Regions from separate parts of the Mus musculus genome. Here regions 1, 2, 3, 5, 6 and 7 are each linked to region 4. A link is a loop called in an ENCODE intact Hi-C map of the cell type or tissue named here. Cell type or tissue: left cerebral cortex. All regions are shown on one strand. Region 1 overlaps Sash1 (SAM and SH3 domain containing 1). Region 2 overlaps Gm51794 (a long non-coding RNA gene). Region 3 overlaps Sash1 (SAM and SH3 domain containing 1). Region 4 has its middle 2.1 kb from the start of Samd5. Region 5 has its middle 63 kb from the start of Gm51794. Region 6 has its middle 45 kb from the start of Gm51794. Region 7 has its middle 160 kb from the start of Gm51794.

The links. Hi-C counts contacts between places; a loop is a spot of excess contacts. Peaks named below come from ENCODE experiments on the same cell type or tissue, not always from the same donor. Only the 100,000 strongest peaks of a DNase experiment are listed, where the experiment ranks them.
Region 1: it touches region 4 in a loop (3-fold over the local background); 8 of 42 quality-filtered maps call a loop at or near these places.
Region 2: it touches region 4 in a loop (5-fold over the local background); 12 of 42 quality-filtered maps call a loop at or near these places.
Region 3: a loop joins it to region 4, with 4 times the contacts of the local background. A loop is called at or near these places in 8 of 42 quality-filtered maps.
Region 5: it touches region 4 in a loop (4-fold over the local background); 13 of 42 quality-filtered maps call a loop at or near these places.
Region 6: a loop joins it to region 4, with 9 times the contacts of the local background. A loop is called at or near these places in 23 of 42 quality-filtered maps.
Region 7: a loop joins it to region 4, with 2.0 times the contacts of the local background. A loop is called at or near these places in 7 of 42 quality-filtered maps.

Annotation. Positions count from the first base shown.
Region 1 is chr10:8,793,815-8,797,814 of GRCm38, forward strand. All of the region lies in intron 4 of Sash1 (SAM and SH3 domain containing 1), which reads right to left. Among named protein-coding and RNA genes, the nearest start is that of Gm25410, 28 kb to the right of the region's middle. In left cerebral cortex, a CTCF peak has its summit at 1,730 (motif pointing left); a DNase peak (open chromatin) is centred at 1,735.
Region 2 is chr10:9,011,474-9,015,473 of GRCm38, forward strand. Gm51794 (a long non-coding RNA gene) reads left to right here. Exons shown (of 3, transcript XR_003948990.1): 2 at 2,176-2,459. Among named protein-coding and RNA genes, the nearest start is that of Gm51794, 4.7 kb to the left of the region's middle. In left cerebral cortex, a CTCF peak has its summit at 1,513 (motif pointing right); DNase peaks (open chromatin) are centred at 1,522, 3,591 and 3,790.
Region 3 is chr10:8,785,531-8,789,530 of GRCm38, forward strand. It overlaps Sash1 (SAM and SH3 domain containing 1), which reads right to left. Exons shown (of 20, transcript NM_175155.4): 6 at 818-904. Among named protein-coding and RNA genes, the nearest start is that of Gm25410, 37 kb to the right of the region's middle. In left cerebral cortex, no CTCF peak of the experiment used is centred here; no DNase peak of the experiment used is centred here.
Region 4 is chr10:9,675,345-9,679,344 of GRCm38, forward strand. It overlaps a transcript of Samd5 not described here. Among named protein-coding and RNA genes, the nearest start is that of Samd5, 2.1 kb to the left of the region's middle. In left cerebral cortex, a CTCF peak has its summit at 1,825 (motif pointing left); DNase peaks (open chromatin) are centred at 411 and 1,809; H3K4me3 peaks cover 1,664 bases; H3K27ac peaks cover 689 bases.
Region 5 is chr10:9,069,568-9,073,567 of GRCm38, forward strand. No RefSeq gene overlaps it. Among named protein-coding and RNA genes, the nearest start is that of Gm51794, 63 kb to the left of the region's middle. In left cerebral cortex, a CTCF peak has its summit at 2,280 (motif pointing left); a DNase peak (open chromatin) is centred at 2,273.
Region 6 is chr10:9,051,784-9,055,783 of GRCm38, forward strand. No RefSeq gene overlaps it. Among named protein-coding and RNA genes, the nearest start is that of Gm51794, 45 kb to the left of the region's middle. In left cerebral cortex, a CTCF peak has its summit at 1,769 (motif pointing right); a DNase peak (open chromatin) is centred at 1,794.
Region 7 is chr10:9,165,157-9,169,156 of GRCm38, forward strand. No RefSeq gene overlaps it. Among named protein-coding and RNA genes, the nearest start is that of Gm51794, 160 kb to the left of the region's middle. In left cerebral cortex, a CTCF peak has its summit at 2,482 (motif pointing left); DNase peaks (open chromatin) are centred at 614, 900, 2,730 and 3,898; H3K4me3 peaks cover 979 bases; H3K27ac peaks cover 373 bases.

The DNA of each region.
Region 1 (4,000 bases), 880 kb before region 4:
GGAAGGATGAATAGACACACGTCAGAATGTATTCCCTGAGCCTCTGTAGAATTCAACCTTCAAAATCAAGAAATGTCCTGCGCGATTGCCAAGCCCAGCGCCTTGCAGCATCTCTCATCCCTCCATGTCTCTTGCCTGTGCACACAGGAAGGACTAGCCTACCACACTTGCGTCTAAGAGATGGACTTCAAGGGCGCACTAGAATAGACTGGCCCTGCTCTGTCACGACTAATGGACCGAGTTGCTCTCGAGAACTCGAGATGCTGTTTCCCGATCCCAAATCTAATCATACATGGATACGTGAGAACCAAGTGTTTCGGGGATACTTGAGGAGCTGGCTGCGGGGATGTTGCGGAGACACCTTCTGGTCTGCTGACGGAAGGAAAGAGAATGACCACAGTGTGTCCGACTCATTTCTTCTTGTAGCTACATTTAAGTATCCTAAGGTGCACCCAGGCAAAAACAACCCATCTCACTTTCACATGTGGAGACCAGCACTTAGCAAAAGCACAATAAATGTCGACGTTCAAAGAAAGTCCTAAACTTACCCCATGCCAGGCTTAGTGACGCTTCACTGTAACTAAACAAACAAACATACCTGTGCACACACACAAATGCAGTTATAACCTAATTTGTAAAAAGCAACATATGTTATACATTACTTGAAACCTGTACTTACAGAGATTTTTTTTTATGGCACAATAATCTTAAATCTCAGGATATAAAACTTCGGCGCGAGTTTTCTCCCTGCTGAATTTTGAATCGGGGATCTTGCTGTTCCTGTTATTATCCAGCATCACCACAGGCTGCCCAAGTGCCCCCAAAGCTAGTCACCTGCTCCTCGGGAAACAGAGAAGGGACATAGCTGTGCTACATGGTGGTAAGGCTGAGAAAGAGCCTTGCTAGGTGTGTGATAGTTTGGGGCTACACTTTGAGCATTAGAAAGGCAGAGGCAAGAGTTCAAGGCTAGCCTGGGCTATACAGCTAGACTCTTGTCTTAAAAACAGCTGACTGATCTTAAAGAAAGCAATTTCCTTTTTGTGAGCTACGTAAGTATAATTGATATTGTGCTTGGTAATATATACATACTAGATATGTATGGTATTTTTAATGTTTTTATTTATTCTTGGAGAACTTATACACGATTTTGTCATATTCTTTACCCTCCAGGGATGGGGCCTGCACTGCAGTGTGGTTGATATAGTCCACTGGGCAAAAGTAACTGATTTTTTTTTTTTTTTTTTTTGGTTATCAACTATGATAGCTTCTTGGCTAGCAGTGGGACTTTGTGTCCACTTCTATATGCAAATTTTCTGAGACAGAGTTTCGTGTCCCATGGCTGGCTTCTAACTTGATATGTGGCTGAAGACTGGCTTTGAATTTCTCCTTTTTTCTGCCTCCATCTCCCAAGCACTGAGACTATAGGAAGGCGCCACCCACCCCATAATCACGGTAGGCAAACAATATACAAACTGAGCCATCGCCCCTGGCCTAATGAATATTACCCATAAGATAGCAAATCCATTTTTTATCTCGTGAACATTCTTCTCTATTTAATAGAAATAAACACGGAACAATATTCAGCTAATACCATCTACTACCTGCCATAAAAACTCAAGAGGTCACCCAGCTGCAGGGACAAGACTGAAGTGAGGTCAGAGACAGAAAGCCTGGGCAGTAAGGAAACGCTCACTTTCAAGGTTGGGAAGAGACAGAGGCTGGCGCCCCCTAGTGCTCAGTCCTGCGTAAGTCTCTTGCTTGAGGCCAACCGTGGGCCTTCCTAGTGGAAAGTCTGCATTTCACACACATCTCAGTGCAGTCAATTCTCCAACTGTGAGGGAGAGTAATTCTCCCCCGGAGTCTTAGAACTCCATAAACATCTACTGCAAACAGCAACACCAGTCATATTTTATCAACCCAGTCAAAACACTCTCTTATTCAGACATGTTTTGTTTGTTTTTCATTTCAGAGTCCTTTCTCAGCTAGAACTTTCTTCTTCTTGTCTTTAGTTCAGCTTGCTGGCTTTTTGTTTTGTCTGAGAGAGCATCTCACACTGTGGACCATGCTGGTGTCAAATCCACAGCAACCTTCAGGTCCCAGATTTCTGGGACTGTAGGTACAAGCCACCATTCTCAGCTTTGGCCTGTAGTTTCTGGCTTTCTGCTTAACAAAGTAAAAAGTCACCTCCATAAATGATCAAGGCGCCTCGTGTAGTGTGAAATCCAAGGCAACAAGCCCATCCCAGGATAAGAGTCACATGCTGTGAAGTCAAGCAGATTTGGGGAGAGGCATATTCACACCTTGATGACGCTGGGTAAAGTAGCTATAGTAAAATGGCTCCTACCTTACTAGGCTGTTGGTAGATGATCTGAGTGCATAAATGGAAACACCTTCTGTGGTGCCTGCCCCTTGGGAATATCCTTGTAAATGACACCTATGTAAATATCCATCAGAGCCATAGGCAAACTGAAGCCTCCAGCGTATTCTACAAAGCTCACCTTTGCGGCTCCAGCACACAACTCTGGCATACACCGCCTCCGCTAGACTAAGCCATTTCTGGTCACTGAACTGTCTCAGTGCTAATTTGTTTTCATGTCAACTCCTCTCCAGTATTTTGACATAGTTATTTCTTTTTCTCATTTCTAGAAGCGACTTATTAGAATCCCAACATAACATACACTCGGTGATGGAGTGCGAAGTCAAATGTTCTTCGGTTTATTTGTGGCGTGATATTATTTCCATTTGTTTATATCTTATTGTCGGGTGTGTGGAAGCAATGGCTCACTGGTAAGAGTGCTTGCTGCTCTTCACAGGTCCAGCATCAGGGCCCTAACATCTACATCAAGCAGCTGACAACCACCACCTGTGACTCTGGGGAACCCCACGCCTTCTTCTGGCCTCTGAGGGTATCAGTGTGTGTGTGTGTGTGTGTGTGTGTGTGTGTGTGTGTGTGTGTCTGTGTCTAAAATTTAAAGACTTTTTAAAAGTTTTTATATCCTACTGTCTCCCAGTCCAGTATTTAGCTTGGTAAAGAACAGTATATATTAATTTCTTTTTACTAAGGCTGAGAAGTTTTTTCAATATGGATACATTTCCTAGAAAATTATTTGAATCCATCAATTATGTCACATTAACTTTCTACAAGTAATGGCAGGCTTTTCAAGTTTATGAAATATAATTGTTGTCACAACAGTACAACCAACCCACTCTTTAATTCTGCTATTTACAGATCTGGGATGGTTAATTTTAATTGTCAACTTGGCACAACCTAGGATCACCCAAGGATAAACAGTCTTAATGAAGGACTACGGAGATCAGGTTGACCTGTGTGCATGTTTGTGGGAGATTGTCTTGATTACACATACACTGATCCGTGAAGATTCAGCCCACTACGAGTGGCACCATTCCCTAGGCAGGGAGCCTTACACTGTAGGAGTAAAGAAACATAGCTCTATACAAGTATGCATAAACTTATTCTCCCTCTACTCTTGCATGTGATCTAGATAAGCTGCTTTGAGTGTTTACACTAGCTTTTCTGCAATGACTGACAGCAACCTGGAATTACAAGTGAAACAAACAAACAGCCTTTCTCCCCTAAGCTGCTTTTGGTAAGGCATTTTATCACAGCTCAGAAAAGAAAGGACAAGGTCCTGTTACCACATGGCATAAATTCTTAGGCCCAGAAACTGCTGAACGCACATGGAAGACATTTGAAATCTCAATCTATGACCTTTTACAATTGTAACTTTTTCTACCTCATCTCTTTTCCATAATTTCCTTGGTTCTAATTATCCTCAAAACCACTTTAAGTAAGGCTACTCCTTTCATGAGATGTCTCAAAAGGACACTGGATTCAGAAAACAAGGAGATGACCTGCATGGTGCGTAGCGCATGCCTACACATGCTAAGCACTAACTTAATAAAAACCCGATGAAGAGCAGTAGCTCTTCTTCCTCGGCTTTGACTCATGCTTCTCTCAAACCTTCTTAAAATGTTCTTT
Region 2 (4,000 bases), 660 kb before region 4:
GTGTGTATGTATGATTAGTGTGTGTAAGTGCATGGATATCACAGGACAACTATATGAGATTGGTTCTTTCCTGCCCCTTTAGATGGGTTCTGGGGATTGAATTCAGGCCATCAGGTTTGCTTGGCAACTATTTTTGCCCACTGAACTCTCACTGGCTCCGGGACAGAGATCTCAAACCTGGGAAGGATGTAATGAGCTTTAAAAAAAATCTAGCATGTAAGATGCCCTGTGTCATGTGCTAACTGCTGACTATATGCTAGAGTTGAAATTTAAATAAATGAAAACAATGTAAAAGGAACAATTTAGTTCTTCTCATGTTGTGGTGACCCACCCCCAACTGTAAAATGATTTCTGTGCTATTTCTTTAATTTTGCTACTGCTGTGAATGGGACTGTCAGTATCTGATACACAAAATACTCAGAAATGTGACCCTTGTGGGTGTCGAGACCTATAGGTTGAGAACCACCACTCTAGAGAAATGTACCAGTGGGTCTCAGATTGACCAGTGCAGAGATGAGATGTTTCCATCCACACAGGGAGGGATACTCGTGGAACTTTGGGAAGGGCTGCCCTGTTGGGAAATGGTGGAGCCAGAATTGTGGCAGCACATGAATAGTAGCCTCCATGGGAATCTGGTCTGCCCAGGTGCAGTCCAGTTGGGCAGGTCTGGCTGGTTCTTTTGCTTCAGACAGAGGTGGCTGTCAGTGGGCAGACTTTGAGTAAATAAACATCTCTAGCCAGGGTGGACTGCTTTGAGGCAGGGATAGATCCAGTCTCTAATAACAAACAGGCTGGGTACAGGGGAGAGACACTCCAGTTTGTTGGACCATGAATAAACAGAACTAGAAAAAATAGACATGCATTTACTTTAAATTTGTATTGATTGGGGTTTTCAACTTATGGCAGTTGATATTGGTCTTACTCTGGTAACAAACTTAAAAAAAAAAAGTTATTCCAACTTTGAAGTAGAAAGCTCTAAAGTTGCCCTGGATGAAATCTAGGGAGAGGCACAATGAAGCCCATGCGTGTTTAGATTTTAAGGCAGCACTCAGTGCTAACAGTCTTGGATAGCATTGGTGACATTCTGAGCTTTAGTCTCAGCATTGTAAGCAAGCAAACAAATTTAAAATCTGTAAATGTAGTTTACAAAACCTGAAGTTTGAGGAACAGCGATGTAATGTGGAAGAGGTGTTTCTGTGAGGAGTCAAATTATCTTTAGGGTGCTCTGAGCTCAGTGCTAAAGCCCCACAATGTTTTAGAGGACCATGAAAAGGTGTCAATTTCATGTTACAGCATTAAAGACAACACTTAATATATAATATCGTTTTTACACTAGCATAATTGTATGTATATGATATGTATATATGTACATATGTATATATTATAGCAGAAGGGGTCTACAAATGTGCAAGTGTCTAGGGTTCTTGGAAGCCATAAATGCTACTACTCAGTGTCTTGGAGGGAACGTTGAGGTCATGAAAGACAGAAGGCCGAGCTTGCTCAGCATCACCACCAGGGGGCGTGCTGGGGCAGTTGTATTTGAGCAGACCACTCCACTGAAAGACTATTCAGAAGCAGCCTCTTTCTCAGTGTGTGTTCAAGCTTCCAGTGACTAGATGTCAGGTGTGGGTGAGAAAACAGGGTGCCCATGTCACCAGGCTGAGGCAGGTGGGACTAGGCCCTGCTCAGATGATCACTACCTGCTCTCAGGTCTGGTTGGGGAGTTGTCAGGGTTGCACATACACGGGAAGATTTTTCTGGGGTTGGGGGGAGAGGTACAACAAGCAGTGGGGACTTAAGGCATCTACTATTAGAAGGCATATGAGTGCATGCTTCCCTACAGTCACATCATGGGGATCTAGGGACGGTTACCATGTGGTCTCAATCAAGCTGCTTATGATTAAAGAGGTATAGACATGAGAAACACACACACACATACACACACATGCACATATATACATACTGAGAGAGAGAGAGAGAGAGAGAGACAGAGACAGAGACAGAGACAGAGACAGAGACAGAGACAGAGACAGAGGGAGGGAGGGAGGGAGGGAGGGAGGGAGGGAGGGAAGGAGGGAGGGAGACTGTGAATATAAAATGTGATTTGGGAATGATGTCATAGATTCCTTTTGGGGAAAAGCAGCCTATGAAACAATTACACCATCTTTCCTGCAGGCAAAGGCTGATGGGAAACAGACAGTGAGGGCACATTGAAGTTCATGTCACCGCCTCTTCCCATGGATGGCCGAGTACCCATGTCATTCTGTGCTGAAAGAATGTGCTTACAGGCTCAGTATGGAACTGCCCTATGGGAGACTATATTTGCTCTCTTGTTGCCAAGTGAGGCCAAGGACATTGAAAAATGACCCTATTATAACTTCTGATAAAAGCAGCAGCTACTTAGAGGATCAACCAATAAACATCCGAAGAAGACAAATGGCTCCAAGAAGAAGACTGATGTAAGTTGGAAATTAGGGATACCTGCTGTGAGGGGACCAGAACAAAGCTTAGGGCACAGAGATTCTCCCATTCCAGGCTCACAGATCGCCATTGATTTGGGTCACCTGACTGCTCGTCCTGGGAAAAAGTCAATCACTTATAATATACATGAAAGTAACCTGAGATCAGTGACCCTTTGTGTGAAGGCTCGTTATCATTGTGACAAACCATCTGAAATGGAAAATCAGGGTAATTTTATGTAATACTCTCACTTGGGCTACAAGCCTCCGAGTGTTTGGTCAGAATTATTTTCTATAGTCTAAATATAGAGTCAGCATAAAAACTATTAAAAAAAAACCTTCAGCTTTTAGGGTTACTCAAGGTTATTTTTTAGAGGCTTAAACAAACCCTGTGGATATCTCTTTCTTGTGAAACTTGGTCTATTTTATATTGTTGATTGTAGCAGTTTCTACCATAGCATCCAGCATGTATCCCACAAATTGCTTCCTTCTTAATCTCAAGGGTTTTGGCAAACCACACTTAAATGGCCAGGAAAAAGCGTTATTCCACATTTTCCATTACGTCAGAGTCTTGGCAAGTGGGCCTGGGGCTTGGTGGTGGTGGTAGTGTTAATCACTGGCTACCTCACTCACTGTCCCCACGTGTCTGATTAACCACAAACACACAGTGTCGTTCAGCCACGGAGGAGGCCATAGTGGAGAACTTGCAAGACAGGTGGGACATTTGCTGTAATTTTTTCTGTCAGCTGTCATCAGTCAACAAAATCCAAACTGAGACCTTCAGCTGCCAACTGCTTTGAGGCGAACACTTTCCTGGTCCCAGAGTAGAAGGGGGACCAGCTAAGATGGGGTAGAGTTGAACGAGAGTCTCTCTATTAGACAGAATGAGAGTGGATAGAAAAGTCGTTTTTTGAGAGGTTAATGAAGAGCCTTGTTGTGAATGGAAGCGATTGGAACGTACGCTTCTAGCAAGGAAATAGCCCCCAATAGCATGCAATAGCATGCAATAGCATGCAATAGCATGCAATAGTTAGCCCATTTTTTCACTCCGCGTAAACTCTCACATTCTGCAGCAGCTGCTACTGTTTGGATTATGAATAGCAATAAGCCATATGGCATGACAGAAATGAATCACACATATTTTCACATGGACAAATATTATTATTCCCAAACATAAACACGTCCATATAAGTGGGTTTTTTCCCTCCTGGGAGGAATACAGTTCCTGATCTCAGTTATGAGAAGATGACTCTGTACGTGTAAAAATCACCTGCCAAATTTATTATCATCAAAACAATCCTACCCTTGCTCTCTCCGTGCCTTCCTTTCCTTATTTGTCATCAGCCACACTCAGGGTGGTGGCAGAGATGTGGGAAGGAAGGGAAGGAGAAGACGGGAAGGAGCAAGGGAAAGCACAGCTGTGGAAGGGGCTCCATGCTGTCCCTAGCTCTGCCCTTAGCTGTCTTCACTCTTGCAATGAAGCAGTGCGCTTGCCTGGGAATGATTACAGGGAGCATCTAGCAGCCAAACACTGGGAGGTG
Region 3 (4,000 bases), 890 kb before region 4:
CTTGAGAGGCGACTGAAAACCCAGGTGTGCAGAGTAGAAGCTAAAGTCCACGGCCAAGTCTCTGGTGTCTGCGTGGGAGTGGCTGGGGAGACTTCCGGCCAGGAGAGGTCATGTCATTGTTTAAAAGGGAAAGAGTGTCAGGGGTGGACGGCACAACATGTTCATTTATTGATAACTCCTTTCAGACAGACAGGAATGTGGAAGTCAATGTGTCCTGGTTTCCTTTGGATTCTGGGAGAAGTGTAAATTACTGAACCCCGGCTCCAGGGGACGACATATTTATTTGCTATGTAAACAAAAGCAAAGGAGAAGCCTGGAGAAAGGGCAGAACTCCCTTCGACAGAGGCCAGCTAAATTCTCATGCTGTCAGACCCAAAGAGGGTTTCCAGGGGCAACAACCCCATAACTGTCCCTGTCACAGAGCAAAAAGGGTCAGAAGAATGCGAAGGCTCCAAGTGGGGGGTGTGCGCTGGAGGGTCCAAAACTAACAAACAAAGCAAAGATCCCCTTGACCTGGTGGGGTCAGTGCTTGGCAAGTTTAAGAGAAAACAGCAGGGTGGCTGGTGTGAGGGGACATTTGCAGACTTGGTCCCCGGGGTCAGAAGACCACTAGCTAGTCTAGTTATGTTATGTTCTCTTCAAGTTCAAGAAATTCATGGGGTCAAAATCTTGAAGTCATGAAAGGAATGTCGGAAAAGTTGACTATTTCGCAGTTATAAGCAATGAGTTAATCCTACATTGCAGGGGGGAGCTGGGGGGGGGGGGTCCATTTAGATCAGGGATGGGGCTTCTGAGTCTCAAGGCCACATCACTGTACCTTTTGAAGTCTGTCTCATTATTCCTTTTTGGTTCTTTCGGAAATTCTGCCAGAAGTATTTATTTTTCTTCTTCCAATCTCCTTTGCCTTTAAGAAAGAAACAAAGAAAAGGAGTGTGTATGGGGAGTGGGGGGAGGGGGGAGAGGTACACAAGCAGTAAATTCACTTAGTATCAAAAGTAGTCTCTTTCTTACAATGTCAGAGCTTGAACAAATACTCTGATTTCACAAAAGACAGTTTTTTGGTTTGTGAAAGGTGGGAGAAATAGCTGAAAAAATAAAGTGGTTTAAAAGAAAATAAATTTCCTAGTAGCAAAAAGAAAAAAAGGGTGGGGGGGGGAAAAGAAAAGAAAAGTCGAGATAGAGATAAAAAAAGCAACATAGAAGCATCAGAAGGGCAGGGCGGGCGTGTGCTCTTGGGCTCACTTTGAAGTTTGTTTAGCCAGCCTGCCTTCTGCCTTATATTGGGGGTCACTCCGGACCTTTGGTGGCAGCCACAATTATTTCCACTCTACCACAAATAGAAAGCTTGCAGAAGTCCACCTTGTTTTGTTTTCTTCCTGCTGCCTGCTCACCATTGCTTTCTCTTTCTCTTATTGCAAACTTAAGGAAGAAAACACACGGGCTATTTATTCTGCCCTAGTATTCGCTGGTCAGCACAGCTAACCAGCCTGGTTCACTGCAGTGTTTGGTGACACGGATCTATAGCCCAGGTAAGGCATGATCCCCAACTCTGTGATGTTTAGGCTTCTTGGTGACCGAGCTACAGATTAACACAGTCACAAAGACAAGAGAAACAGAGGCCGGTCTTGCTTGGATTTCTCCTAGCTCTCTGCCCCTTTGACCTCCCTCTCGTCTCAGACTAGGATCAGGTGATTCAGCAATGAAAATAAATTTGCCACCGGTAGACATTTTTTAAAATCTATTATGGTTCTAGGAGTTGACAATACAAAATACCTTTTTAAAAGCAAACAGAGAGGCTGGGTGATAGCTTAGTCAGTGAGCAGATTGTAACACCAGCATGAGAAGCAAAGTTCAACTTCCCAGAATGCACTAGCTTGAAGCTGGGCATGGGGCACATATCAAAACCCCATCACCAACCACCAGGCAGACGCAGGCAGGTCCTGGGCCAACCAGTCCAGTGACCTGGTGTGCTCTAGGCCAATGAAAGAGACTGTTGTCTCAAACAACCAGGCTCCCAAGGAATGACAATCAAGTTGTCTGTCTGTCTCTGTCTTTCTACCCCTCTCTGTCTTTGTCACACACACACACACACACACACATACACTTACTTTTAAAAGACAAACATAAGGGAAGACAGTCAGTGAACAGGAAGAAAGTTCTTCATTCTTTAAAAAGAGGAGGCAGTGGCAGCAATGGCTGCCACCATGCTGATGTGGCATGCCCTGCCCAAACTGCAGCTCTGTCTCCATTTGGTTGTCTGTCTGGTTGCCCTGTGACCACTGGAAGCAAGGCCCAGCAAAGTAGCGGCTTCCACAGTCTAGACTGGCGGTGCCAGGCAGCGAAGCATGGAGTAGCCAAGTGAGAACTCCATCTCTGGTGCTCCCAAGCTAGCAAGGGTGTCATTTGTCACAACAGGATGTCCTCATTTAGATGCCGACAGCCCTGGAGGCCTGGGAAAGAAATCCAAGCCCTTCTTCTGCCTTCAGTTCCCTAGGCTCTCAGATCCTCAAGGATCTCAGATCCTAGTTTCGTGGGGTCTGCTGCTGGCAAGCGAACCCTGAAAGCAGACATCAGCCACCAAAAGTGAAAGCAGATTCGGTGTCGCTCATTTGACTTTTCCTTAAGGAGGCGGCTACAGTGCATTTCTCTATCTATAAGCTGTATATTCCCTTCCTTCTCTCTCATATATGTGTGTGCCTCCTGATTAAAGGAGTGTGATCAGAGGCAGCTCAAATTCTGCCTCTGTAAAATGGAGGTAATAAAAGTAGCTAACATCTTTTCAGCACTTACAATTACCCAAACCCTTTGCTATTTAACAGTCTATCTCTCTTAAGTCTCCTGTTTCTCCTCCTCCTTCTTTTTAAGTGCAACTGGGCCTTATGTAGCTCAGACTGGCTTAGAACTCAACACCTTCCTGCCTCAGGCTCCAATGTGCTGAGAGCACACTTGAGTCCTACCCTGTTCACTGCTGGGTCAGCATTTATGATTCAAATCCTGATGGCCAGCGTTCAGTTCTTGTTACCCACCCACCCTCTGGCCTTTGCTATAACAAGAGTAGATCTTATAATCAAGGATATATATAATTTATAATGCCTTGAATGCATATTATTTTATCTACACGTTCCAAATGTCAGAGGGCATCATTAGAGAAACAAAGTTAAGAAATTCTCCTGACAGGGTCATGTGCTCATGACAGAGAAAATTATGAATAAGCTAGCAAAAGGGCTGGTGGATGAGATTATGGCTTATCCAATATGATGCAGAAGGAAGCCTCTCTCTGCTAACAATATTTATCAGGTAGAAATATTCATAAATGGCCATTTTTGAAGACTTGCAAAACAGTATGTAGACCAAGATGCTACTTGTACTTTCAAAAGAACAATCCATGCTGGGCAGTGGTGGTGCACGCCTTTAAATCCCAGCACTCTGGGACTGTCTAACACACTGAGACGTAACTCCCAGTGGATCTCTGAGTTCGAGGCCAGCCTGGTCTACAAAGTGAGTTCCAGGACAGCCAGGGCTATACAGAGAAACCCTATCTCGAAAAAACAAAAACAAACAAAACAAAACAACAAAAACAACAAAACAATTCATAATGGCAGAAAGAGAAGAAAATTGTATGTCAAATACCAGCGTCAGAGAGACGGTCAGCTTAGGCGATACAGTGCTTGGTAAAAAGCACATGGAACTGAGCTTGGATCCTCAGCTCACACAGTAAAAATCACATCATGATGCCATATGTCTATAACCCTAGTGCCAGGGAGAAAGGCAGGCAGGTTTGCCCAGAGGCAGATGGCAAACTGGAGGACATCTAGTGTGCACCTCAACCATACACATACATGCACATACGCACACATATAAACAAACGCACATACATAATCTTTTACAGTATCTATTTCTGAATTGACAGATGATGATAATGATGATGACTTCAGCGAGGTCTATAACTCTACATGTCTAGATATCCTCTATAAGCTATGAAAATGAAATAATTCAGTTA
Region 4 (4,000 bases):
CCAGCTGGGGCAGTCTGGGGAGTGCTCGCTGCATGTCGCTATCTGGCCGGCTCCGTGGACGTCTGCAACCGGGTCCCACGCCGTGGAGGCGGCTCCGGCGGGCAGACCGGTGGATGATGGCGAGCGCCTGGTCTGTGCGCTTGTCAGTCACTGTCGTTCCCGGGGTCACGGTGACCCGGTGGCTATTAAGCTTCCGGACTCCGGTGGCTGCCCTGGATATCTTTCGACATTTCTTTTGAATCCGACTTCTCCAAACCCCTAGATTTTTTTTTCTTCGCTCAGTTCCCAAGCCAGTGGGTACTCTCGCCTGGGTGTCCAAGGGGAGGACCCGGTCACTGGTCCTGAGAGAAGCTGTTGAGTCCAGTGTCCCTTCTCCTTTCCCGATGCACGTAGAATGTCCTTTCAAAGGAGCGGGTTGCTAAGGCTCCACAGGCACGGTGTGTCTGGCTCTGTGGTGCTGCGCTCTGTGCCCCAAGCAGCTGCGTTTTGGCAGCAGGGTGGGAGCGACGTGGGGACTGTCCAGCCTGATGGGCGCGAGGCCCCTCCTCGCTATAACTAGTCACACCGGGTGGGTGTCGGGAGGGGCACGACTGCTCCCGATTGCCTCTCCCTCCAAGGCCATCTGACCTGCGAAAGTTTGGGGTGGGTTGTTACTTTCTCCTCCTCGGTCAGCGCATCCCTACCTGATCGGCATCCCTCCCCACCCCCACCTTCCTTCCAGCCACACAAGCACACCGCGTTGTGTCAGACCCCCTCAATCTCTCCCTGCCTTTTTGCTTTCTATTCACTTCGCGTTACAGCTCTTCTGCCCCAGGTGGCTCCCTGCCCAGGGACAAGAGAGGTTTTCTGCCTCCGAGACAGGGACCACAGCCGACTCCCCCTTCTCTGCCCCAGGGTCGCGTGTTAATTGATACACCACCACATACACCACCACGCAGCTGTGTTAAAGAGAACACTAGGGCATCTAGCACTTCTGCCTAGATGGGAGTAACAAAATTAACCGAGATTCCCTCCTGGTGCCCATGGCCCAGCTTTGAATGGAGGCGGGGGAGTGGGGAGGAGAAGGGCGACCCCCCGGAGTTCCTAGGCCTCTTTTCACTTCGTCTGATCTTTGGGGAAGCAGTTAGAACCTTAAGAAACCTTGCAGGCAGCAACAATTTCCTTTTCACAAAAGTAACACTCAGCTTCACTCTAGAGCCAGACCTGGCCAATACCCTTCCTGAAAGAGTCCTTCTGGGGCCCTACCTGTCTCTAGGCACAACACTAATGATGGCACTGCCCATCCGTGGCTTTAGAGTCGTTCCCCGTGGCTCCAGGACCGTTGGCTGTGGGTAAGGGACTCTCTGTGCCACGTTTCCACTAAATTAGTGAAGCTTAAACCCCTCTTGGGACAGACACTGAGAATCAAACTAACTCTCTCTCTCTCTCTCTCTCTCTCTCTCTCTCTCTCTCTCTCTCTCTCTCTCTCCTTTATGGTCTGTAAAATACCTGATATGGGTGAACCCAAAATGCGTCCCGTATTTCTACAATAGCTGGGGCCTATATGCTGAGTCCCAAGCTCCTGGATCCAAACGTCTCATACTGAAAAATAGCTACCAGGAAGAACCTTCTGTTTGGGAAGAAGAAAGACTACAACGCGGGTAGTCACGGAGCCGTGTCTGCCCGCAGTCCTAGATCACCCGCGTTTCCGTGTTCAGAGACTAGATTATGGTTCTGATCCTGGAGCAAGGCTCTGGGTTACCCCGGACCCTCCCTACCTAGCACGGATTGTAACTTGCCCTCCGTCCCTTGCCAAAGCAAGCTCACAGTGCCCTCTTGTGTCCAAGTGCTGGAATTTTAAGGCGTTGCCCAAGTCCCAAACTTGTTTTGTTCGGCTGAAGGAAGAAGAGGGCTTTATGGTTCCTATTTGCCTTCGTAATGTACAGATAATGCCCTCGCGTGTACCTTTATATCTCAATGCTTTGTCATGAAAACCGTTGGGTTTTGGTGAGGTGGGTATTGCAGTACTTTCAAAACAAGTCTGCTTCAATGGAACAGAAGTTCTCTGTAAATGCTTCTTCGGAAGTTGGTACTATATGCCAGGCATCTGCATTTATGTCTAAGTATATGTGGCTCTTAGAAGTATTATCCGCTATGTTACAAAAAAAGGAAGACCCATGTGTGAAACATTCCCTCCTCGTCTGGTCACTGTAGAGGAAAGGGTAGAGAACTATGAAGACAGAAACTCAGGGACAGGCTTCCAGCCACTGGATTTCCAGCTCCCTAGCCATTGCTAAAGGAACCAGCAGGAAACCTTGGGCTGGTTATAAAAGCAGAGTCTCTTACTTCTGCTGTTTGTGTGGTTAGAAAAGGAAACTTTCAAGCTCTTGAGTTTATTGCCCTGGCTTTTCTTTCTCAACTTGTTTGAAAACTCCAATAACACTACTTAATAGTCCTTTGCTTTCTCAAACACAGCCTCTTTCCCTCGGGAGCTTCAGGGCATTCATTTTGTCTCGTTACTCTTCAGCAAGCCAGTGAGTATTTTTATTTCCATTTTACAATTAAGGAAACTGTATTGGAGGAAGATGAATGGCTTGCCCAAGGTCATATGGTAAATCAGGATAGAGACAAGAACAAGCCTGTCTTGTTGAAGCCCCTCCTCTGCTATAGGCAACAGGGATTCTCCCTTATTTATGATCCGGGCACTGTCCAATTAGGAACTAAAGGATCCTGTGCTCTCGGGAGGGAACAGCTTTTTATGAATTAATCATTTGTTAATCAGTCATAAATAAAATCTCTCTTTTGACCTCTCCTTTTCCTCTCTTGCACACATTTCCCATGCTTGTCCAAGCCTTTGTGTGAAACTGCTGCTCCCAGTAGACTTCATTTATTTCTGAAGTCACAAATACAGAGCTTCTGTGGTCTGTACTCATCTCTGCTTCCTACGGAGGCTCCTGGCTATAGTCCAGAATGAAAGGGCAAAAATAACGATGGGGGAGGGGTAGAGAGTACATGGTTTGGTGGATCGAGTAACTTGCCGCACGGAGTTCAGATCCTGAGTCCAGACATCCCTAGTCTAACTAAAAGGATTTAGGCTGGATGCAAGGGGCTGTAATGCCTGTTCTGGGGGGGTGGGGGGGGGAGAGATCAGAGACAGGTAGAACCCAGGGATAGTTGAGAGCCAAGTGGCAAAGTCCAGGTTCAGTGAGAGACCCTTTCTCATAAAATAAGGTTGGTGGTGATCTGGAAAGTCTCTAGACACTGACTTAGGACCTCCACACGTGTACATACAGCCAATCACCATTTTCACACACACACACACACACACAGTGTGTAATTTTAAGATTTGGAAGCCTTCAGGAGCTACAAGGCCATTCTATAGCAAATACAGAATCCAAATTTACATAGAGAAGCTAGAGGTCCAGGGAACTGAAGTTTGCATGTGTGTCTTACCCACATATGTGACAGAGCCCAGATCTTTTCCTCTTGGGCTTTGTACTGCATTGTCTTCTTTTATGTGGCTATTGTCAAAATTGTATACATTCATCGATGTATACTGAGATACAGTACCAGACACCAAAGCAAAAACCAAGCATACAGTGTTTCTTCATTAACAGGAACTGGAGAGATCTCACCATACAGAAATTTAGCTGCTGGGCTTTAAAAGTTTGCTTGCTTTGCTTTGTTTTGTTTTATTTTGTTTTGTCTATGTGTTCTCCCACTCAAGCACTAACCAGGTCGGACCCAGTTTAGCTTCCAAAAGCAAACACACCCAGAGAGTGTGAAACTGGACCTTGACATTCAGAACTCCACACACACTTTTGTTCTTAAAGTGGCTATCACACTCCTAGTTCTCCTCCTAGTCTTAGCCTTAAAGCACCAAGATAATTCACACCATGAACCTTGACAAATACCTTTTCTTTTTGCAAGCTATTTTGGTGGAAAATGCTTTCTTAGAGTTTTTTTTTTTCATTAAAGAAAAAAATTACAAAAAGTAAACTGCTGATTATTAATTAATATA
Region 5 (4,000 bases), 610 kb before region 4:
ACAGCTAGAAGAGCCGTCAGATTAAGAACACTGTCCCCTCAAGATTCTTCCATCCTTTGTCAGACAGCCTGCACCTGCTTGCTTCCCTTTACCTCCCCGTTTTAGATAGAGCTGCTCTCTCCTCCCCCTCTCAGTCTGAAAGAAAGGCAAAAAGGGAAAGGAACAACAATTTAGCTGGAGGTCAACTGGGAACCCCTGCTAATGGCTGCTTCTTCTCTGCTCAGTGATTGTGGAGAATAGGAAATCAGGCCGAACTCACTGTTGTCATCAAGGAGAAAAAGCTGGTGAGCCAGCGAATGATACTGACTGCCTTTTCCCTTTGAAGAAAAATAATTACCACGTTTAAGGGACACGCTTCAGGGCAAACACCTTCTTCCGAGCTCATCACTGTGGAGGACAGTGCGCTGTAGCCCAGCAGAGTGGGTTGCCCGTGATGGAAATGGCCTGCTTCCCTCACACGACCCCGTGTCCCCGTGTCCCATGATCTCTCTCCCTAAACCAGGGATGAGGGAGTCTGAAGATCATGTCATGCAGCTCTGTATGTTTAGGTGGCCCGTGATGTCTGGTGCTTGTATGAAAGGCCCGAGACTTCTAGTTGCTAAGAAAGGTCAGGGGGATAAGGCTAACGGAAGGGCTGTGCTACTGTACAAAATACACCCAGGCAGGTGATATCTTCAATCCATCCTTATCTCCAGAGCAAGGTGGCTTTACAAATAAACAGATTTTCTGGGAGCCTGAAGTGAAGGATGAGGTAGGACAAGGGTCAGAGTTAGGGCCTTCACACCTCCTCTGAAGAGGGGGACATTTCCAGTTGAAAATTTGTGTTCAGTCCCTGAAAAAAATTAGACTCTTAGCAAGTAGGATTTTAAACATATCCCTGAATTTTATTTTTTTCATTTACTGATAGCACACAATCGCTCTGGTAGCTAATAAATTCTTAAGAGTACCTGGAGAAAAAGGCTTTAATGTTTGTCACTATCTGCAAAGCAGTTTGAGAGGTTTGAGCTTCAACAGGGTGTGGGGTGTGGTGTGGGGCAGTCAAAGACGTCTTGCATTTTTAAAGGAAGAAGTATTTGGTTAGCAGTTCAGCATCAGTCGTTACCATTCACTTATTAAGAAACATAAATCAAGTTTACTTAACATACAAACATGACAAAAAAATTAGCAACCTGTGCTTCGGCTTTGCGTTACAAACTGAAGGACTGTGACTTCCCTTCCGTTGGAAGTACATATGCTCTATAAAATGAAAGAACTCATCTCACAGAGCCTTACCCTTAGGTGAAGAGCTACAGCAATCGATGGCTGCAGAGAGAGGGAGAAATGGGCTGCCCTAGGCATGAGCTTCCTGATAGCTCACCTAATCCCAAGTGGTAAATCCTAAACACATATTCATATAAGCAACACTGAACGAACGTAGTAGACTGTGTGGTGTGTGATGTGTGTGTGTGTATGTATAAAATGTGTGCATGCATGTAACAGTAATAAAGAAGAGGAAGTCAGGAGTATGAAGAGGATCATGGGAACAAATTGGGGGGGGGAAGAGGAGGGGTGAGTGATGTAAACACTGTATTCATGTACTAAATTCTAAAAAAAAAAAAAAAAACCCAAAGCCAAGCAACCACCTCAGCCTCAACCAAAAAAGAAAAAGAAAAAAAGAAAACAGGGAGAAGGAATTCATACAAAAGAATTATTTAGCAAGCAGACTATATCCTCAGTAAAAGAAGTATTAACAATTATAGACATCTAATTTGGAGGGTCATTAAATTATTTTTAACAGCAATGGATTGCGAAGAAACGTTAGCAATTCTTGCAACCCCAAATAACACATCCAGTTTATGGGTAAGCATATCCTGTTTAGCTTGATTTTCACCATTTCATGCTGGACACCTATAGAAAAGTCATAGCGTGCAACACACATACATACAGTTTGCATTTGTCAACTCCATGTTAATGGTACCTATGTGTTTATTGTTATAACTACATGGTAATTACCTATCTTGTCTTAACTGAAAATCACTAATAAGTTCACAATAACATAAAAGGTATTATTAAAGACATTAGCAAAATAATTGTGTGTGTGTACATAGATGTGAAATGAAAAGTACTCAGACACTCAAAGATATAATTGAGCACAGAGCCTTTGACCACATGATTTTAGTTTTAGGGAATTTTGTCTTTATCTGGATTATTTTTGAGGAAGCTGCCTGTTTTGTTTTCTTGTGTTCTTAGTCACTGATTTTTGGAAGCCAATAGCAACGGCTCCGTCGCGCCCCCTTGTGTTAAGGGATAGTTTCAAAATTCTGAAAGTCTACCTTCTGTCTTCAGTTCACTTTGAAGGACTGAATTGGATAACATAGTACATTCAAAAGAAGGATAGAAAATTCCTAGGAAGCATGAATCTATGATCTAGGCACGTCCACCACCAATCCATTCTCAGTGCATCCATGAAGCTCTGCTGCATTTTTTAAAGGTCCTGAGCGATCACTAAAGCACTCTTTAAGTGGCATACCACACAGCGCCATTCACATTTTTGACTGAATTTGTAAGTCATGGTATCTCACTCCCTGGGAATTAGAAAATGCAGCCTAGTAGACTCATGCAACACAATTTCAAGACTTTTTTTTAACATGTGAGGATTTTTATTAATTATGTCTTCCAATTCCCTGTGGGCTTGAGATTGTTTATATTTTGAAAATGTTATACTCTTCTAAACTATGGTTTGCTCCTCCCCAATTTCCATGCCCTGGACTCATCTTTCCCGGCCCTCCTGACCCTCTCTTCTTCCCAGTTCTATCCTGACCCTACCTTTTTCTTAGTTCTATCCTGACCCTACCTTCTTCCCAGTTCCATCCTGACCCTACCCTCTCCCCAGTTCCATGCCTAAACAGTTTTCCTTGTAGACTTCAAGCCAGCCTACAAATGCCACAAACTGTAAAGCATGTTTATCAGCATTCTGACATGATATTCCATATTATAGACCATTTTGTTGCTTTGGGTTTGTTGTTCCCAATGGTGATATTATCCAGTTGATGATTTGATTTTTTTCCTTCTTTCCTCACGGCCCCAGATGGACTACAAACACAATACAACCAGTCCTTGGCGTATGACTGAGCACGTCACAAACATTTACGTAGAGCTTAGTCATTTGCAACTGAAAATGCTTTTTCCGAGAAAAACTATCCAAGAAATCATAATTAGTTTCCAAGGGTACTTTCTCAAATCCGTTTTACCTACATTGGAAATTCTACCAGGAGTACCATTTCTATTAAATTTGCCCATCATTTGTTGAATTATTTGTTTGGTTAAATGGATATTTACTCTTAGCATGGCTAGAAGCAAACCTCCACTCCTGTACAGTCTAAGGGGCACCTAGCTCTGAGCGGAGTGGGCTTAGTGACCAGGCAAACACATCTTGGAGATAAGCCAGAGGTAGAGAGAAAAATTATGATCTCTCTCCTCACCACCACTCACACCCTGGGCAGATCCCTCAGTAGCAGATGACCTTCATTCAGAGGCACACAAGTACTTTAGTTGAAAGATGCTATGGCATGCAACATACCTTCAGGGTTTCCTCTAGTTATGTGGCCTGTTCTCTCGCTCTCATCCTCCCCTCTCTTCTTTCTCTTCTCTCTCTCCTCCTTCTCTGCCCCATGTCTCTCTTTCTCTCTTTCCATTTCTCCCCTCCTCTTCTTCCCCTCCCTCTCTCCCTGCCTCCCTTTCTCCCTCCCCTTATCACCAGACATTTATTAGTTCCAGTGTTGGTACAGCTATTCTGGTAGGTTCTAGGGATGTAGAAGACATGAAGATGGGTAAGAAATAGTCCCTGCCCCTGGGGCTGACCTTCTATAAGTAACTACAAGTAACACAACTATGTTTATAGGCTATTAAGAACTATACCAAACAGTAGGTGGCACAAAGCAGCTAGCTTTAAGGGGGCCTTAAAATGCATGTAGAGTTGGATAATAAACAATCAGAAAATTAAATCAGAATGAAGATCATA
Region 6 (4,000 bases), 620 kb before region 4:
AGCCCTTTCACAGGCACCTATTTTATGGGTCACCTAAGACCCATAAAGGAAAACACAGTTATTTACATTGTAATTCACAACAGTAGTAAACTCGCAGTTATGAAGTAGCAATGAAAATAATTTTATGGTTGGGGTTCACAGTGTTAGGAGTGTGACTTCCATTGTCAACCTCCCACTAAGCCTGTTCAAAACTCAAAAATTGGGTGCTCTGACTCAAGGTTTGACCCTGTAGCTGAGGCTCATGGGTGAGGTTTTCACAGCCTTTGTGACCTCCATCTTGACCCTTTTACATTTATCTAATCTAGTGCTTGAAATAAAGTAAAACGTGAAACGCCACTTGCCTGCTTTAAGCTCATTATGGAGTTCTATTCTCTTGGCATTGATGAAAATATCAGGCACCCAAAAGGGAGCCATGTAGCTCTCATCTCAGGACTTCTTGCTACCTGTTTCAGGCCTTCCACATGTCCTGCTGTACCTCAGGGCTGGCCGCAGCATGCTTCGTGCACTTCTAGCTCAGTTCTCTGGCGCTGCCCTCATATGCAGATGAGTGTATAGCCACTCATTATTTCATTGTCTCCAGCCTGAGCTGATGCAATGGACCCTAATACTGAGTGGTCCCTATAAATTGACTCAGTGAATAACTGAGCTAATATTCAACTCCTTTCAGACAGCTAATTTCCAAATAACTTTTCTAGAAGGATTGACAAATGCAATCAAGGATGAGAGGAAAATGTAGAACACAGTGGTCCTCACACCCTAGAGTCAGAGTGTGAAGTTTGGTGCCAAGAGTAGGGAGGTGAGGGGTGGGGGTCGGGGTGGGTGCAGGTGGGTGCTAAAACTACTTTCATAAACAGGCTTCACTCTAGGTATCCAGGGTTCTCCTTCAGGTATAATTTTGTGCATTATAAGAAATCATTTCTTTTAGACAAGTTGAATGCCATATAGGAGTTTCATTACAGATAAACAGAAGGCAATAAAAGCTCCCCAGAGACAAAATAATAACATGAAGATGTTTTTGGATATGGTCTGGCTCAGCATTTGATTAAGGACTATATTTAATCCAGAAGGGAAATAGTTTAAGCACCCATGTTTTTTGAATTAGGAGGTTGATGATTTACCAGGAAAAGCCTAAACAACGAAAGGTTTGTAGGGAAAGGTATCTCACAGAAACAAAAGGAAATGACTTTTGTTTAATATTTATTGTGCTTTTCCCTATCAATTTTAGGGAATGATTTCTTAGTAGCTAATTTGATTTCCAGGAGGTGAATGGCCATAATGTGGCCTTATGGTGGTGCTTTCTCTGAAATACTGGTTTCATAATAATGTGAAGAAATGTCAATTTCTCTGGGTTAGATATCTACTTATTTGCTAGCAACTCAGCACGGATACTTTGGAACCATCCTCTATCTCTTGCGTCCTGGGTATGGACTACTAATTGCTAACGTATTAATTAAAACAATTCTGTGCATTCTTGCTTCAAGAAACTATGGTATTAAAGTTTACATAATCATCTTTATATGACCACTTCCACCTCTCCCAGATATGAAAGACGAGAATGCTAGGGTTACTTGCATGCACATTTCCAACAACCAGTTTAGGCTTCTCTAATGATAAAGAATAATTACACAAGCATCTTTTAAAAATACACTTTCTGAGAAAATGTTCTAATTAAAAAAGAAAATTCTTCCTTTTGCTTAACCATTCATAGACTGTTCATGGAAAGAGCTAGCTAGCTACTCAGCCCTATTTAGTGGTTTTGTTGCATTTATCCGTCCAGTAGATGGCAGTAAGTGTTTCTGAGATGATTTGGGTCTTTTGTGTGTGAATGTGGGTGTGTGTATGTAAGGTGGTAGAAATTTTTGCTCTAGAAGGAAAAAATTATTTATCCGATGTTTTATAGGTTCGTGTCAGATAAACCCAGTGGCATATAATTGGGCTTTCAAGGAGACAGTTACATTGTGGGTCACAACAATTAAGCTGAACACCGTCTCACAGAACTATGTAACTGGGTTCTACCTCAACTATGAAGTAACAAAAATAAAAAAAAGGTTATATTTGGTTTTATGAAATGATAAAGTTCTGACTTTATTGGCTAATAACTTGCAAATACAGAGGTTCACTTCAAATCCTTAGGTGGGTAAATGCCATATGTAAAAGTTTTGAATATAGCATATCAGGTGTGCTAGACCCTTCTCTCTAAGAAGGCTTAGGTCAACAGACAATATCAATGTAAACTCACTCAGTTGTTACCCAGGTGATGGGGGTTGTAATGGAGTTATGGACAAGGAGCTGAGCCACTGAAGTGGAGGTTATTTTTAACTGAGTGGAAGAACAGAGGGTGTTTTGGAAAGCAGAACTCACACATGTTTGCCTGGAAAACAAGTGCCAAGACCTGCCAGCCGAGTGCATGCAGGTATGGGATTAAATCACCTGGGGTGGGGGTGGGGGAATCAGGATATACATCAGTGTGCCTGATTGTAAAAGTAGTCCAGGGAAGAGCGTGAACTTGCCTGCTGAATGCTAGGCTTAGAAGCTTAATTTTTATTTGGAAAGCACTGAAGGACCACTGAAGAGTAGTAAAAGCAGTGGTTTAGAAAGAACAGCCTGGAGTCTGAACTTGATGCAATGCAGTGACAAGAAACAGGCTGTGCTATTACATATAGGTCTAGAGAGAGGTAGTGATGGTCATGTCCAACATGAAGTCTTACCACTGGGATCATTAACTTTGTCCCTTTTGGTTGCTCTCTTCGTTAAGAACAATAACAAAAAAGTTGGACTAAGTGGTTTCTTTCCAGTTCCGAACCCCATGGGAATGGCCAGGAGACCCACCAGGTGGAGAGAAAGGTCGATGGATGCAGAGAGAAGCAAGGCAGGCAGAACAACACCTGGTCTTGGACTGTGAAATGAAAGGAGGGCCCTCGGCAGGGAGGGGAGAGGGATGATGGAAAAGAAGATGATATCGCCCAGATGGTTGCTTAGAAAGACAGTTGGCCCTGGTAGGAAGAGTCATGCCAGCATTGGAAGAATGTATTTGCAGTCTAGACTCCACTCTAGTGCTACACTATGTGGCCTACTGTTTTATGTACTAGTCAGCATTATTCGTAGCATTAAACATGTTCAAAGCATAATAGCAGTGTCCCAAGATTTACATAAATTATCTGCATATACCCAAATGACTTATATGGGTGTGTCCTACCTGAACAGTCATCAGCACATCTGTCATTGTCAGAGAAGGAAAGGGACTCTTCAACACAAGGTTAAAATGGAAGCAAAAGAAGATATTCCTTGTACAGAAAGGTGACACCATGGATCACCCCCCTCCTGGGGCTAGGCAGTAAGTTACTTTCTTCTAGTGGTCAAGCAGGAGGCTCAGGCCATCTGAGAGGGAAGCATGGAAGAAACCACTCACAGACATCATCGCCACCTCAAGCTGCTCCAACCTAGCCTCACAGCAAAAGCAACGCAGAGGTGAAGATTTTTCTCTACCAAGTTCGGATGAGACAGCTGAGCATAAGGGACAAATGTGAAGTTATCAAATAGTAATCAGAAAATGACTCCCAAAAATGCAATTTCCAGGGCTGTCACAGAGCGAGCTTGGACTGTCTCAGGGTAATCTCCTGGCTCATAACATTGCACAAATGACAACTGATGCCCACAGGGTGAGTGATGGGGGAAGGGACCCTGGCACTCTGCCAAATGATCAGATTGAAGTCTGTTTGATGGTGTTTGATGCTGAGCAAAGACCGTGAGGTGCACACTTCCATTCAGTGTGCTGAATGTTCAACCATCAGCTTTGTAAGCCTTTGACCTTTCTTCATGAACAGCCATTTACCAAATAATAAACAAGTATATGTACTGTAAAGACAGGAAATCTACACTCCTTACCAAATAAAGCTTGAAGCCCTTCTAACTAGGTTAAATTCTTTTATATGTAACCATAGTTTATAGTATACTACTGCACTCTGGCCATTTTCAGCTCCATGTCTACTAGAAGGATTTG
Region 7 (4,000 bases), 510 kb before region 4:
AAATGCATGAAAAACTGATTAGCTGAAGGCAGCCCTATATATAGCAGAAATGGCATCTTCTTAATATTTATGCTAATGTGAAAGACATTTTACACAAAGGTTAGAGGTGACATATGGGTAAGAAATGATCTTAACATACACATTTATTTACTTACAATAATGCGTGACATGAGTGGGACTCCCTGAGAGGGATTTAACAGGCACTGGAGACGGGATATGGAGGAATAATTTAATACGAAAATAATACACACGCATGGGCGCAGGTACACGCATTTACAAGCTAGGTGCAGGTAGGATCAGCCAAAGCTCATGTAGAAGTGGAGCGTACATACTTCCATGCTCAGCATCACGAGTAGATTTCATTCTTTCAGCCTGAGATAGCCACTTTTTGGGGGAGGGGAGCTCAAAAGAGATTTTTGATGGAAATTGGAAAAGTTTTTAATGATTTCGGTGACCCCTTGTCTATAATGCACCGGAGAAGTATTCAAATGATGCTATTCCAAACTGCAGCCACTATCTGGAGTGAGGAATGAGGAAAGTGGCCGGTAAATGCCATGCGATTTGCACATTTCCACGTGGCTAACCCGCAGGCGGAATCCTCTTTTCTACCAGCTTCCTGAGCACACTCCAAGGTGAGACTCCACAGAAGCAGCGAATAACAATGAGCCCATCTCAGGCTGTCCGTGAAGAACAAATAAAACATGAAATTATCATGAACTGTGGACTCACACAAGCGGGCAAAGAATGGGTTACAGCCGAGAACGGATTTCAAACAAACCTCTGATTTAATGACAACCTAAGCCAGAGCCTGATTGAGGGCAATCAAATGCCTCTCTCTTTATCTGCTTCTAACTCACTTTTTTTTTTTAATACCAAAAGAATAAACGGCTGCTGCAACGTCAGCTGTCTAAGGCTGCAGCAAGCTCTGAATACAGGAAAGCTGTTTCCACAAGCAATTACGACACAATGCACATTCGGGCTCTAAGTACGGTCAAGCGAACAGGTAACCAATAGCAACTTCTTACTCAGCGGGTCCGGGCAAACTCACCAGAAGGACGGTATTTGCTTTCTATGGGTGCATTCTAATTGTGCCTGCCCTCAACGGGGGAAGTGGGGCCCCCACAAGGAATATGACTTTCAGATTTCAAAACAGAATCAACATCCAGACTACTCACCCACTGGGAACGAGGCAGTACAGGAGGGGACCCTCAGCGAGGCCCCTAAGATTGGCATCTTTTCACAGTTTTTGATTTATAGTGAGAGCCTGTCACTCATCCTTATTTATCACTTTCTAATCACACCCATGGATGCTAGCGCCAGCCCTCACTCTCCGAATCATAATTTTTTCATCTGAGTGCATTCTTTGCAGCATTTTATTATCCTTTATTCAGTGCCCCCCCCCCGCCCCCCAGCACCCTGCCTCCTCCCTGTACCCGTTTGTTTCTGCGGAGCTTGTGGTCACCCTCCCCTCAACCCCCAGGGAATCTCTGGCACGATGTATTCTTTTTGAATCAATATTGTCTTTAAAAAAAAAAAATGGGGAGAGTACTCATTGACTAGCGTTGGAAGACTCTAGTTTCTTTTTAAGATTCATTAATTTTTATTTGATGTGCATGGGTGTTTCACCTGCATGCTTGTCTGTGTAGCATTTGCGTGTCTGGAGCCAGCAGAGGTCAGAAGAGCGTGATGGATCCCCTAGAACAGAAATTACAGATGGGTTCTGGAAATCGAACTCAGGTCCTCTGTGAGAGTAGCTAGAGCTCTTAAGCACTGAGCCATCTCTCCAGCCCCACAGCCAGTTTTTAGACAAGACTATTCGCAGAGAAGAAACAAGGGGTTGTTAGATACTTTCTTATAATGACTGCGCAACAAGAAGTCACTTCAGAGAAGGAGAATTTATTTGGCTCATGGTTTCAGAGAGTAAAGTTCATTACGGCTGAGAGGCACGGGGGAGACGACTTGGAAGATTCGTGGTAGACTGATGTGGGAGGAGCAGAGGTGGTCGCATGATGGAGGAGTATGGTGGAAGAACACTGTGGAGGAGTGTGGAAGGAGGCTCTGTCTGTCACTGACAGCAAGAGCTTGTGGTATTGCTTTCCACACTTCTGTGGACCACTAAGCAGAGAGCCTGGGCTGGACATTAGCTACATCATAGCCAATCAGGCCCATCCTGCAGTGATTCACTTTCAATCACCAGGGAGATCTGTCTTTAAAAAGCTTATACAGAGTTGGGTGTGGTGGCGCATGCCTTTGATCCCAGCACTTGGGATGCCAGAGGCAGGCAGATTTCTGAGTTCGAGGCCAGCCTGGTCTACAGAGTGAGTTCCAGGACAGCCAGGGCTATACAGAGAAACCCTGTCTTACCAAAAACCAACCAACCAACCAACCAGCCAACCAACCAACCAACCAAACAAGCAAAAAGCTTATATAATTTCCCAAACAGCGCCACCTACTGGGGAACAAGTGTTTAAAAACAGGTGAGCCTGTGGGGGAGAATTCAGATTCTAACCATCACAGGAACCAAGTTTATGTTCTTTCAGACAGATGGAGACCTTCTTAATGATATGTTCTCAAGTGCACACTGTACAGATGGTCATTCTTCAATCAGCTAGTGTGAGCTGCCTATGGATAAAAGCTGGGCTATTGCTACGGATCGCCTAGTGATGAGACATTCCAAGAACTGAATTGTTAGATGAGTCTGCCTTTGTGGGAACATCACTGAGTGCATTTAGGAAGATGCTAAAGCTGTGGCTCAGCCACGGAGGGTAATCTCTCGATGAAATCAAGAGACATTGTGAACATGAGTGGAATCCAGCTGCAGCTGGCCTACTATGGCAAAATGTGTAAGTGTGAAAGTTATTTTCTAAGAAGAGGAGTCGACTCCAAAATAATAGTAATGGGGCAGGAGAGATGGCTCAGCTGTTCAGAGCATGTACTACATCTAGCAGAAGATTAAATTTGGTTTCCAATACCCATTAATAGGCAGTCCACAACCACTTTTAACTCTAGATCTGAAGCCCTTTCTAACCCTACAGACATCTGCACTCACACAAGCAAATACCACCTCGATGACACACATATAAACAGAAGTAAGTCTTTAAGAACAAACAAAACACACAAAACATTGCTAGTATATATACCATAGTCAATGTACAACCTGGTATGATGGCTACTTATTATCAAGTATCATGTACTACACAGTACTGTGTGTGCTATGTTGTTTACAACAGAGATTCCATTGGGTTTGTTTACAATAACGCCAGCACCAACATGGAAAATAAGCATTCACTACATTACAGCATCAGTAGGGGAGAGGAAACTGTCACGTCTATTATTACCTATGGAGCCACTGTTGTAAATGAGATCCATGGCCAACGGAAATGTTACATTACAAAGCATTTATGCATGGTTTATGTGTATAGGCCCTAAGCTAGGCTGTAAAAGCATGGCCTGGTCTCATATTCTTGTGTCTGTCTTGTTTGTTTCATAACTGGGAAAGAGCAACAGACAAGAGAGACTACAGTCATCATTAATGCAGCCCATTCCTCTGGACATCGGGATTGAGTTGACCGTCCCTCTCACCATTATTATCTCTTCCACCTCACACCCCAGTCACTGGACCAACTCCCAAGCTTTTGTCTTTTGATCTCTCTCTCTTGCTGAGCGCTTTCTAGGCCTCCCTGAAATCCCAGCCCTCCATACCACATAGGATGCCTGCTCCAAGGTAAAGAACAAACATTTTCAAGCAAAGCATAAAACCCTTGGTTTCCTTGGCAACTTGGGCAGGGAAAGAGCATTTACCGTACTCAGAACAGTGACTGGGAGCAGGCTTATTCATGCTCTGCCTCGCTCCTAAGGCCGTCTCTTCAACACAAGGCAGTGTTCCCAAGCTGCCCCATGTAGCGACACGTTTAAAGTTAAATGGCAAGTGAAGCCTGCCACTAAGTTTAGCTCTCCTGCTGAAAGCCTGGGGAGAGATTATTCGTTCCTTCTGATGATA